2 separate regions of the Homo sapiens genome follow, and region 1 is linked to region 2. The links are chromatin contacts, found by Hi-C in ENCODE. All regions are on one chromosome and are shown on one strand. Each heading gives the region's core, a stretch centred on a gene start or an enhancer-like site at or near the end of the contact. The rest is flanking DNA. Distances are from core to core; before and after follow the strand shown. Region 1 holds the start of AP1S1 (adaptor related protein complex 1 subunit sigma 1). Region 2 holds the start of CUX1 (cut like homeobox 1).

The links. A loop is a pair of places that touch in the nucleus more often than their neighbours do. Pooled maps may share reads with other maps.
Region 1: a loop to region 2 is called in a pooled map, with 7 times the contacts of the local background. The contact joins the promoter of AP1S1 here to the promoter of CUX1 in region 2. A Hi-C loop is called at or near these places in 5 of 50 pooled maps.

What each region holds. Positions count from the first base shown.
Region 1 is chr7:101,151,070-101,155,725 of GRCh38, forward strand. AP1S1 (adaptor related protein complex 1 subunit sigma 1) reads left to right here and starts at 3,407. Exons shown (of 5, transcript NM_001283.5): 1 at 3,407-3,448. The coding sequence starts at 3,446. RefSeq lists a silencer at 3,149-3,388 and enhancers at 3,199-3,493, 3,813-4,313.
Region 2 is chr7:101,815,165-101,819,724 of GRCh38, forward strand. It overlaps CUX1 (cut like homeobox 1), which reads left to right and starts at 2,462. Exons shown (of 24, transcript NM_181552.4): 1 at 2,462-2,505. The coding sequence starts at 2,476. RefSeq lists silencers at 1,472-1,631, 1,742-2,061, 2,132-2,211, 2,242-2,311, 2,362-2,411 and 2 more and an enhancer at 718-1,646.

The DNA.
Region 1 (4,656 bases), core at 2,157-4,656, 660 kb before region 2:
GAAAATCACTTGAGCCCAGGAGGTGGAGGTTGCAGTGAGCCGAGATCACACCATTGCAGTCCAGCCTGAGCGACAGTGCAAGAGTCTGTCTCAAAAAAAAAAAATAAATAAATAAATAAATAAGTAGCACCACAATAGTTCAGGCAGCCAATAATCTATGCCACTGGTAAGATATTCCACTAGTATATGTCATATATCTTAGACGATGGTGTTGAAAAGCCTAAGGTGGAGGCAGAGGAGAAAAGAAAACAAAAGCAAAAGGAAGAAGAAAAAGTAAAAGAAGAAAGAAGTTGGGCCCGGGCGCGGTGGCTCACACCTGTAATCCCAGAACTTTTGAGAGGCCAAGGCAGGCAGATCACTCGAGGTCAGGAGTTTGAGACCAGCGTGGCCAACGTGGTGAAACCCCATCTCTACTAAAAAAATAAAACTTAGCGGGGTGTGGTGGTAGATATCTGTAGTCCCAGCTACTTGGGAGGCTGAGGAAGGAGAATTGCTTGATCCGGGGAGGTGGAGGCTGCAGTGAGCCGAGATCGTGCCACTGCACTCCAGCGTGGGCAACAAGAACGAGACTCCGTCTCAACAACAACAACAACAACAAAAAAAAAAAAAAAAAAGGAAGAGTCTGGGAAGAGGAAATGATAGGTACCATTATGAAGTGTTTACAGATACTTGCTATACATTACCTCTAATCCTCAGAACCACCTTGCAAGATATGTACTACTGTCCTCTTTTTTTTTTTTTTTTTTTGAGACAGAAGGCTGAGTCAGGAGGCTGAATCAGGAGAATCACTTGAACCCGGGAGGTGGAGGTTGCAGTGAGCCGAGATTGTGCCACTGCACTCCAGCCTGGGCAACAGAGCAAGACTCCATCTCAAAAAAATAAATACACAAAATAAATAAATAAAGTGGAGACAGGAGGTGAGGCCTTACCAACAATTGCATCATGTGCTACTCAAAAATAATAGCACATTAGTTGCCAACAATTATCTACCATTAACTTTTCTGCATGACAAAATTTAAGATTTTCTCTTATCCTTCTATCCAGACCTCTTTACTTTATCATTTGTGCTAGGGAAGCAGGAGCCTCAGAGAGCCAGCATAAAGCCATTTTAAGTTCAGCTCCATCTTGAAACTAACAAGGCACATTCCTTGTCAGTCACAACCCAAAGCTGTTTACAGTTGGGGAAACAGCTTAAAGATACCTGCAAGGACAGACTCCTCCAACTACAGAAAATCCAGATGCCCCAATACCCATAACAATATGTGCCTTTAAGATAATTATAGTTCTGGCTGGGTGTGGAGGCTAAGGCAGGATTGCTTTAGGCCAGGAGTTCGAGATCAGCCTGGCCAACATTGCAAAACCCCCTCTCTACTAAAGATACAAAAATTAGCTGGGTGTCGTAGCACATGCCTACAATCCCAGTAGTGAGACCCCATCTCTACAACAAAATATTTTTTTAATTAATTGGATGCACTGGTTCATGCCTGCAGTCACAGCTACTTGGGAGGCTGAGGTGAAAGGATGTAGCTGTAATCCAGCTATTAGGGATGCTGAGACACAAGAATGGCTTGAACCCAGGAGGTGGAGGTTGCAGTGAGCTGAGATCACGCCACTGCACTACAGCCTGGGCAACAGATCAAGACTCTGTCTCAAGAAAAAAAAAAAAGGAAGAAAGATAATTAAGTTTTGCTTTGATGTACTTACCTACTAGAATGTCAAGGATAGTTAAATTAACAGAATAATAAATTTTGTCATGCCATTGGCCCATCTGCACATTGACTCGGCTTAGTTTAGTCTCTACAAAAACAAGACCCCTATATAAGAAAAACTTAAAGGTCAGGGGCGGTGGCTCATACCTGTAATCCCAACACTTTGGGAGGCTGAGGAGTGTGGATACCTTGAGTCCAGGAGTCCCAGACCAGCTTGGGTAGCATGACAATACCCTGTGTCTACAAAACATACAACTATTAGCTGGCTGTGGTGGTGCATGCCTGTAGTCCTAGCTACTTGGGAGACTGAAGTGGGAGGATCGCTTGAGCTCAGGAGGTGGAGGCTGCAGTGAACTATGATCATGCTACTACACTCCAGCCTGGGCAACAGAGTAAGACCCTGTCTCAAAAAAAGAAGAAAAAAAAAAAGAAAGAAAGAAAAGAAAAACTTAAGACAGTGTGTTCCTCTGTTTGCTTTCTGAGGACGCCCTACTCCGTAAGGGTGTAGCTTTCAATAAACTCTCTCTTCTCATCGCACTCTACGACTTGCTTTGGGTTCCTTCCTGCATGAGATCCAAGAATTCTCTCTTGGGGTCTGGATCGGGACCCCTTTTTCCAGTAACATGTAGACACACACACACATTCAGTTTAAAAGCCCATATTACAACGTACATCCACCTCATCTTCACACTGAGATTTGGGTGACATCTGTCCCTTTTTGAGTTTTGACCCAAGTTAACCTTTTAAGACGCTCTTTATTTCTTCCCCTTTTGCCTCAGTTCACGTTCCTCCCCCTTCTCCTTACATGCCTTTTATAGCAGCCTCTCCTTTTCTCTTTTATTCTTTTTCTACACATTTCTCTTACTGTAAAATCAGAAGCCAGGCGCGGTGGCTCACGCCTGTAATCCCAGCAGTTTGGGAAACCGAGGCGGGAGGGTCTCTTGAACCCAAGAGTTCGAGACCAGCCTGGGCAACATAGTAAGACCCCCGTCTCTACTAAAAAAAAATTAAAAATTAGCTGGGCATGACGGTGTGCGTCTGTAGTCCCAGCTACTCAGGAGGCTGAGGCGGGAGGATCGCTTGAGGCCAGGAGTTCAAGGCTGCAGAGAGTCACGATCCCACCACTGCACTCCAACCTGGGTGACGCGGCCAGACCCTGTCTCTAAAAAGAAAAAAACTAGAGGGGTGTATCTATCACGCTTTCAATAGATATTCAGCTTGGGTTCTATACTTTTCTCATGACCCTTTGTCTTTCTGTTTTCCAGGTCACTCCTCCTCCCCTACACTTAATTCCCACCCTGCTCCCTTTTCACGGCCCACTCCCCTTCCAGGAGTCCTGCCTGCTGCTTCGAACTCCAATGATCGTCCCATTCACCTCTCACCCCTTTTCCCGCCTTTTTGCCCCACAAGGCTCCAAAGCGCGAGGACCTTATTGTCCTCCTCCCCCATCCTCCAACCAGCCCACAGGACAGCCGCGTTACCATGACGACCGGGCTCCTAGAAGCTGCAGTCAAGGACCTGGTTGCCATGGTTTCCGCTTCTCCGCCTCCAGCCCCGCCCGCGCTCCCCGCGGCGTCGGCGCCTGCGCAGTGCGTGGCGCGCCGGGAGTCAGAGCCTGGGCGGGACGGGGCGGGGCTTCGGGCGAGAGGGAGGGCAGCAGGAGAAAGGATAAGAAAGGGAGTGGGACTGGCGCCTACGGTGGCCGAAGTGGGACGCGCCGAGCCGGAGGCTGCAGGATGGTAGGCTGTGCGAAGAGGGAGGGGAGGGGGAAGCGAGGGGCGTGGGCTGCACCTGCGGGGGTCCTCGGGGGCCGCCCTCGGGGTGAACCGCCCTGTCTTCCCTCTGGTCCTCAGAGGCCTCCCTTGCCTCGGCGGGTGGGCGAGCCGGGCTCGGGAGGAAGAGGGGGAGGTGGCATTCGGGAGAGGGGCGGGGAGGGGGCGCATTTGCAGGGCGAGCGGGGGCTGACGAAGGGGCGGCGGGGCCGTCCCGAGCCGGGAGGGGCGCTCTGGTCTTGGCCCCTGGGGTCCCTCGATCCCCGCTGCAGGGAAGCCGCCCGAAGCAGAGGGTTGCGGGAGTCTCTTTGCTGAGGGAGGGAGCGGGGGTCACCAGTCACCGAGACCCCCTTCCCGGGCTGCACAGGCGGGAGCGGGGACCCGGGTGGGGAGAGGGGTGTGGGAGGGGAGTTTCCGGGTCGGAAAAGGGAGCGCCCTACTGCGTTCGTGGCCGTGCTTGCCTAGAGGCTGGGCCCAGGTAGGGAAGCGAAGTGGACTCGTGGTTTTTCTCCGAGGGACCCAGGCTTTGGGATCCCGGGCTCCGGGGCTCTCTGCCCCCCTTCCCATTCTCTTTCCGGAATCCAGGCCTTCCGTCTTCCTGCTTGCTCCCCACCCCCCTATTTGAGCGCCGCACGAGGCTCCCCAGCGCCCCTCTTTTCCCCTCCACCAAAAAAATCAGTTCTCCTGAATTCTGATTTTTCACTTACTAAGCTAGTACAGTGCCACACACCCAGGGATTCCAAGCCTGGGCATGTCCATGAATAGAAGAGCTACTGGGGTAAGGAGAAGACTCCAGGATGTGGCCCAGACCCCCCGGAACTGGGAAGCTGGGGTACACTGGGCAGTGAGGGTTCTGTCTTCCATCCCACTTGACCCAGCTTGCTGTCTGTTCTGCAGACATTCTTTTAGGGGAACCCCCTGGGTGGCGGGGCCCTAACTGAGGGAAATTGGTCACCTGGTGTCTGGGGAGGAGTGGGCGCTTAGCAGGAGGCACCCTAAAAGGAAGAAAAGTTAAAGAGAAATGTCGAAGACCAAATGCCTGGGTGCCTGCAGAGAGGAAGATAGGATTTGGGCATCTGCATACCCTGTGTGGTGTTGGAGATACATACTACAGAGGAGGATACCCCTGGGCATAGGCCTGGCACTGGAGGATGATATGTTTGGGAGATCATTAA
Region 2 (4,560 bases), core at 1,212-3,711:
ATGGGGGCTGCCGGGACCCCCAGCGCTACCGCCGTTGGGGTGCGTTCGGGTGCGACGCTGGCACCGCCGCTGTCCGGGTGTGGGGCATCCACGCGCGCGGCCCCCTGAGAGGGTCAGGGCTGTTTCCCCCTCAACTCCACTCCTCCAAACATGCCACGCTGTTCCTGGTCGTGTCGGTGTCCCGGTCCTCGCTGGGCGCAGAGGGATCAGAGTGTTGCCGTCCACCGTCGGGGCGCCTCCCACGCACGCTGCTGCGGGGGGCCTGGGCCACGCAGGGGTCGGGTGTGGGGGGTCCCGGGCAGGTGGTAGCGGCGTCTCCGCGCTCTGTACACTAACCACTACAGGGGCGCTCCGACGTTCCCCCCAACCGGAGTCTTGAAGGCGCTGCGCTCGGCCACCGCGGGCGATCGCGATCCCAGCGGGAGACCCCCCCCACCCCCGCAGCCCTCCCCAGGTGCGCGGTGCCGGGGGACCCCGGGCGCTGCCCTCCAGCGCCCCCTCGGGGCCGGGTCTGTGGCCGGCGCGACCGCGGACTTTGGGGGGGGTTGTCCCGAGGGGCGGGGGTCGCCGGTCGGCCCGCGGAGGGGAGGGGGAGGGCGGCGGTGGGGGGGTTGGGGGAGCAGGGGCCGGGGCCGCGCGCGCGAGGCCGGGCCGCGGCCGCCGCGCCCTGGGGCTGCGACTCCGGCTCCGGCTCGGGCTCGCCATGGCTGCGGCGGTGCCGTGAGGAGGAGTCCGCGTCCTCGGTGGCGGCGGCGGCGGCCGGCTCCAGGCCGGGTTTTGGCGCCGCCCGCCTGCTGCCTCCTGGCGGCTCCTGAACTCCAGCCCCCTCTCTATCAGCCGCTCACTCCGTCTCAATATGTCTCAAGATGGCGGCCAATGTGGGATCGATGTTTCAATATTGGAAGCGCTTTGATTTACAGCAGCTGCAGGTCAGGCTCCTCCGCGCTCGGCCTCGCGCCCGGGGGTGGGGGCTGCGGGCGGTCGCGGCCTCCGCCGGGGGCCCCGGGCTGGCCCAGCCGCCGGGGGGCCCGCGGCGGCGGGGAGGAGGGGGGTGCCGGGCACCGCGGGGCCGAGTCGGGGCCGAGTCCCTCCCGCTCCCCGGCCCCCATTGATCACTCGCTTGATCGGAAATTGATCCTCTTTGTTCAATTCATCGATCAGCCCAAGATGGCGCCGGGAGCCGCCGCCGCCACCACTGCCCCCGGTGTCTGCCCCCACCCCGGGCGCCCCCCCGGGCCCCGCGCCGCCGCCGCCGCCAGCGCCGCCGCCGCCGTTGCCGCCGCGGGACCGGGGAGGGGGCGGCCCCGGCGGCCCGCGGGGTGCGCGCGCGAGCGGGGAGCGGGGAGCGGGCGGCGGGGGGCGGGCGGCGGCGGGCGCCGGGAGGGGGCCGCGGCCCGGCGGTGGCGCCCGCCCGCCCGCTCGCCCCGCGCCCCCGGCCCGCCGTATTCCCGGGGAAAGTTTGTGGGGAGTTGCTGCGGGGGGTGAAGCGCCTGCCTCTCCAGGAGGAGCCGCCGCCACTGCCGCCGGCGCGGCGGAGCTGGGGCTGGTGGCGCTGTGGTGCCGCCGGCTCGGGGGAGGGTCAGAGCGGCCACCGGCGGCGGCGGCGGCGGCGCGGCCCGGCTCCGGCCAGGCGGGCGGGTGGCCGGGCAGGCGCCCGCGCTCGCTACCCCCGGCCGGCCCCGGCCGCCGCCCCCGGCTGTCACCGGCCCGGGCCGCGCCGCCGCTCCGGCACCCCGCGTGTGGCTCCCGGCGCGGACCCCCGGGTTTGTTTACGTCCCGGGGAGCGCCCCGGGGCCACCCGCGCACCTCGCGGCCGCCGCGCTCTTTTGTGTGCCTGTGTCGGTGACGCGGACCTGTTCCTCCGTGGCGGACCCCCGCGGGGGCTCTTTGGGGAAACTTGGCGAGGGGCGGCGGGGGTGCCCCGCGCGCAGTGTCGCTGGGTCCCGGTGTCCCGGACCGCCGGGTGCGGGCGCGGGAGGAGGAGGCTGCAACTTTCCCCTAGGCAGGCCCCAAGCTGTTCCCCCGGGTGCCCGGGCAGTGTACGCTGCCTCCCCGCCGCCGGTCCGAGCCGCGATCGCCGCGCGCCTGGGGGCTCCGGCGGCCCCCGGTGACCTGCGGCGCCGGGTCCCTTCCTTGCGTCCCCTCGGGGCTTCTGCCCTCTCTGCAGGGCCCGCCATGGAGCGCGCGGCGGGTGCGCTCGGAGATGCCTTCTCGGGCCGGGTTCTCGAAAGCAGAGCCCCGGGGGCCCGTTGGGACCGTGGCATGCCGGGCGGTGGTCCGCGCGCGGAGTCCCCGGCGCCGCGGGGGGACCGTGCCGGGGCTCCCCGGCCCGCGCCCGAGTCGCCGCCGTGCCCAAGGGGCGAGTGCCTGCCTGCCACCCCCCGCCCGGAGGAGCGGCGCACCCTTAGGGTCCGCCCCGCACGTGCCAGCTCGGCGCCCGCGGCGCCGGGACAGCCCCGGGACTCTGCCAGGTGGATGTTGTGCGTAGCCGGAGCCAGGTTGAAGGTGAGCGGCGTGTGGGCCAGAAGTCCCGAGGTTGCAGGCGCGGAGGGAACCGGGGATGTCGGGGGGTGCCCGGGTCCCGCGGCTTAGAATGCTCTAGGGCGGCCTGGTGCTCTGGGAGGGGATAGGAGGGTTCCTCAGGGCCCCTGGGGAACTGCAGCTACTCCCAACTGCTAAGGTGTGCGTGAAGATAAACTTGGCTGAACTTTCCTAACCTGGAGGACTGGTGACAGTGACCTACCGCAATACCTTTGGGAGCAAAGCTCGAGATGCAGGCTTGTATCAAACGAAGCGGGTTGGATTAAAACATATTTAAATGGAATCTGACAACTTTAATTGTATATGCTTGTTTTCTGCTCTTGCCTACTAAGAACGATAAAGCCGAGTCATAGTCGTTATGAAATTTCCTGAAATTTCTCGCTTAACTAGGAAGAAGACTATGCGAAATATGTATTTCCGATAAGATTAAAACTTAAAGGAGTTTAAGTATTTATTGACTAAAATAGATTACTCCAAAGTGTCTATTGTGTAAATTAGATTCCTGGATGTAATGAACACAGCCGAATGGCATTTTTGATAAATTGGTCTACCCTGTTTTAGTAAAAATAGCTCCCTTTTACCATAATTTAATTCCTGTGCTTACTGTAAAACCCGTTGTGGAGTTTTAAGGACAAACATTATTATTATTTTTCTCTCTTGTCTTCCTAAATGTGACATCCTAGCTTAATATCAATGAAGTGTCTTTTTTAAAGCATCCTGGCAAAATTGCCTGGAAAATGGATTTGGTTTCTAGAGTTACTAGATTTTAAGAACTCTAAACCTTCCTGTCCCCCATATTAGCTACTTCTTCAGGGGATCAGGGCTCCAGGGTTCCATCGAAAGTTTCCATGTCAGTTTACTTGCACTTTATGTGGATATTAAGAAGAAATCAAAACCAAACCCCAAAACAAAGTCCCTTATTTGAACTTCATTCCTCTTTACTCCTTTGCTTTTGGTGGTTGCTAACGATTTGGCCTTAGATGATTTCCTATGGGTTTGCAAACTTTAGTCGAATACGGAATGTCAAAGTTCAAGTCTCAGGCCAATCTGGTTCTTTCTCTGGGCGGTGAGGAGGCCTTTGGAGTTGGTGTCTGGTTAATTCCCACCGATAGTCAGTGAGTCAATAGAACGAGTTTGGGAGAGAATTCATTAGTTCCAGATTTTTCTCATTTTTCCAGACCTCTTTATACTGAGATTGGGTTGCCACCTGGGGGTAAAGAGGCTGATCGGTCTTTGCAGAGAGAAATCCAGGTTGGAGACGTCAGCGGGTCCAGGTGAGGTTGGGCCGTTCCGCAGTTCTGCAACCCTGGCTCACTGGGTTCTTGTCCCTCGGCTTCCTGGGTCTTGAAGCTGCTGCCTTGGCACAGGAGTGTGTGCTCAGGAAGAGAATTTCTGAAGATTGTGTTTTATTCCGTTTCCTTTTTAGTCCCAAAGGCTTGTGGTATGGAAGTTTCAGTGCTTTGGTATTGCTAAGACTAGTTGGACAAGTTTTTTATCCTATCTCAGACTTGTAAAAACCAGGTTTTCTTTTCTTTTTAAATAAGAAAAGCACTGTTGTATAAATTTGTCTTTTAAATACATATTTGAAAGGAGGACACTTTCTAAGACAAAGCTCATGGCACTCTGTATGTTAGTGGAGCTTTGAACTCTTTGGGACGGGGCCCGCCAATGACTGCCTTCCCTTTGGGACATTATTCCCACATGGTGACCAGCCTTCCCCTTTAAGCAGCTTCTGCAAAAGTAAACTTGAAAAGTTGCCTTCTTTTTCAGAATCAAAAAACAATTTCAGTTTTGCTGAAAGTCCATTTTCTGATGGCTTTTTTTCCCCCTGTTGTGGAAGTGTGTATGTTACTGGCTGTCCAGTACTGTTTGCCATAATAAGTATATTATTTTAATTAAAATGTCCCATCTAGTACCCTTTATAAAAGAGCAGTTCAAGAAATTACACCACTGCTGCTCCTGCTTTTGTTTTCTTGGTTCTTTTAATATGGGTGTCTTTGAGGTTGGATGTGGGAAGGG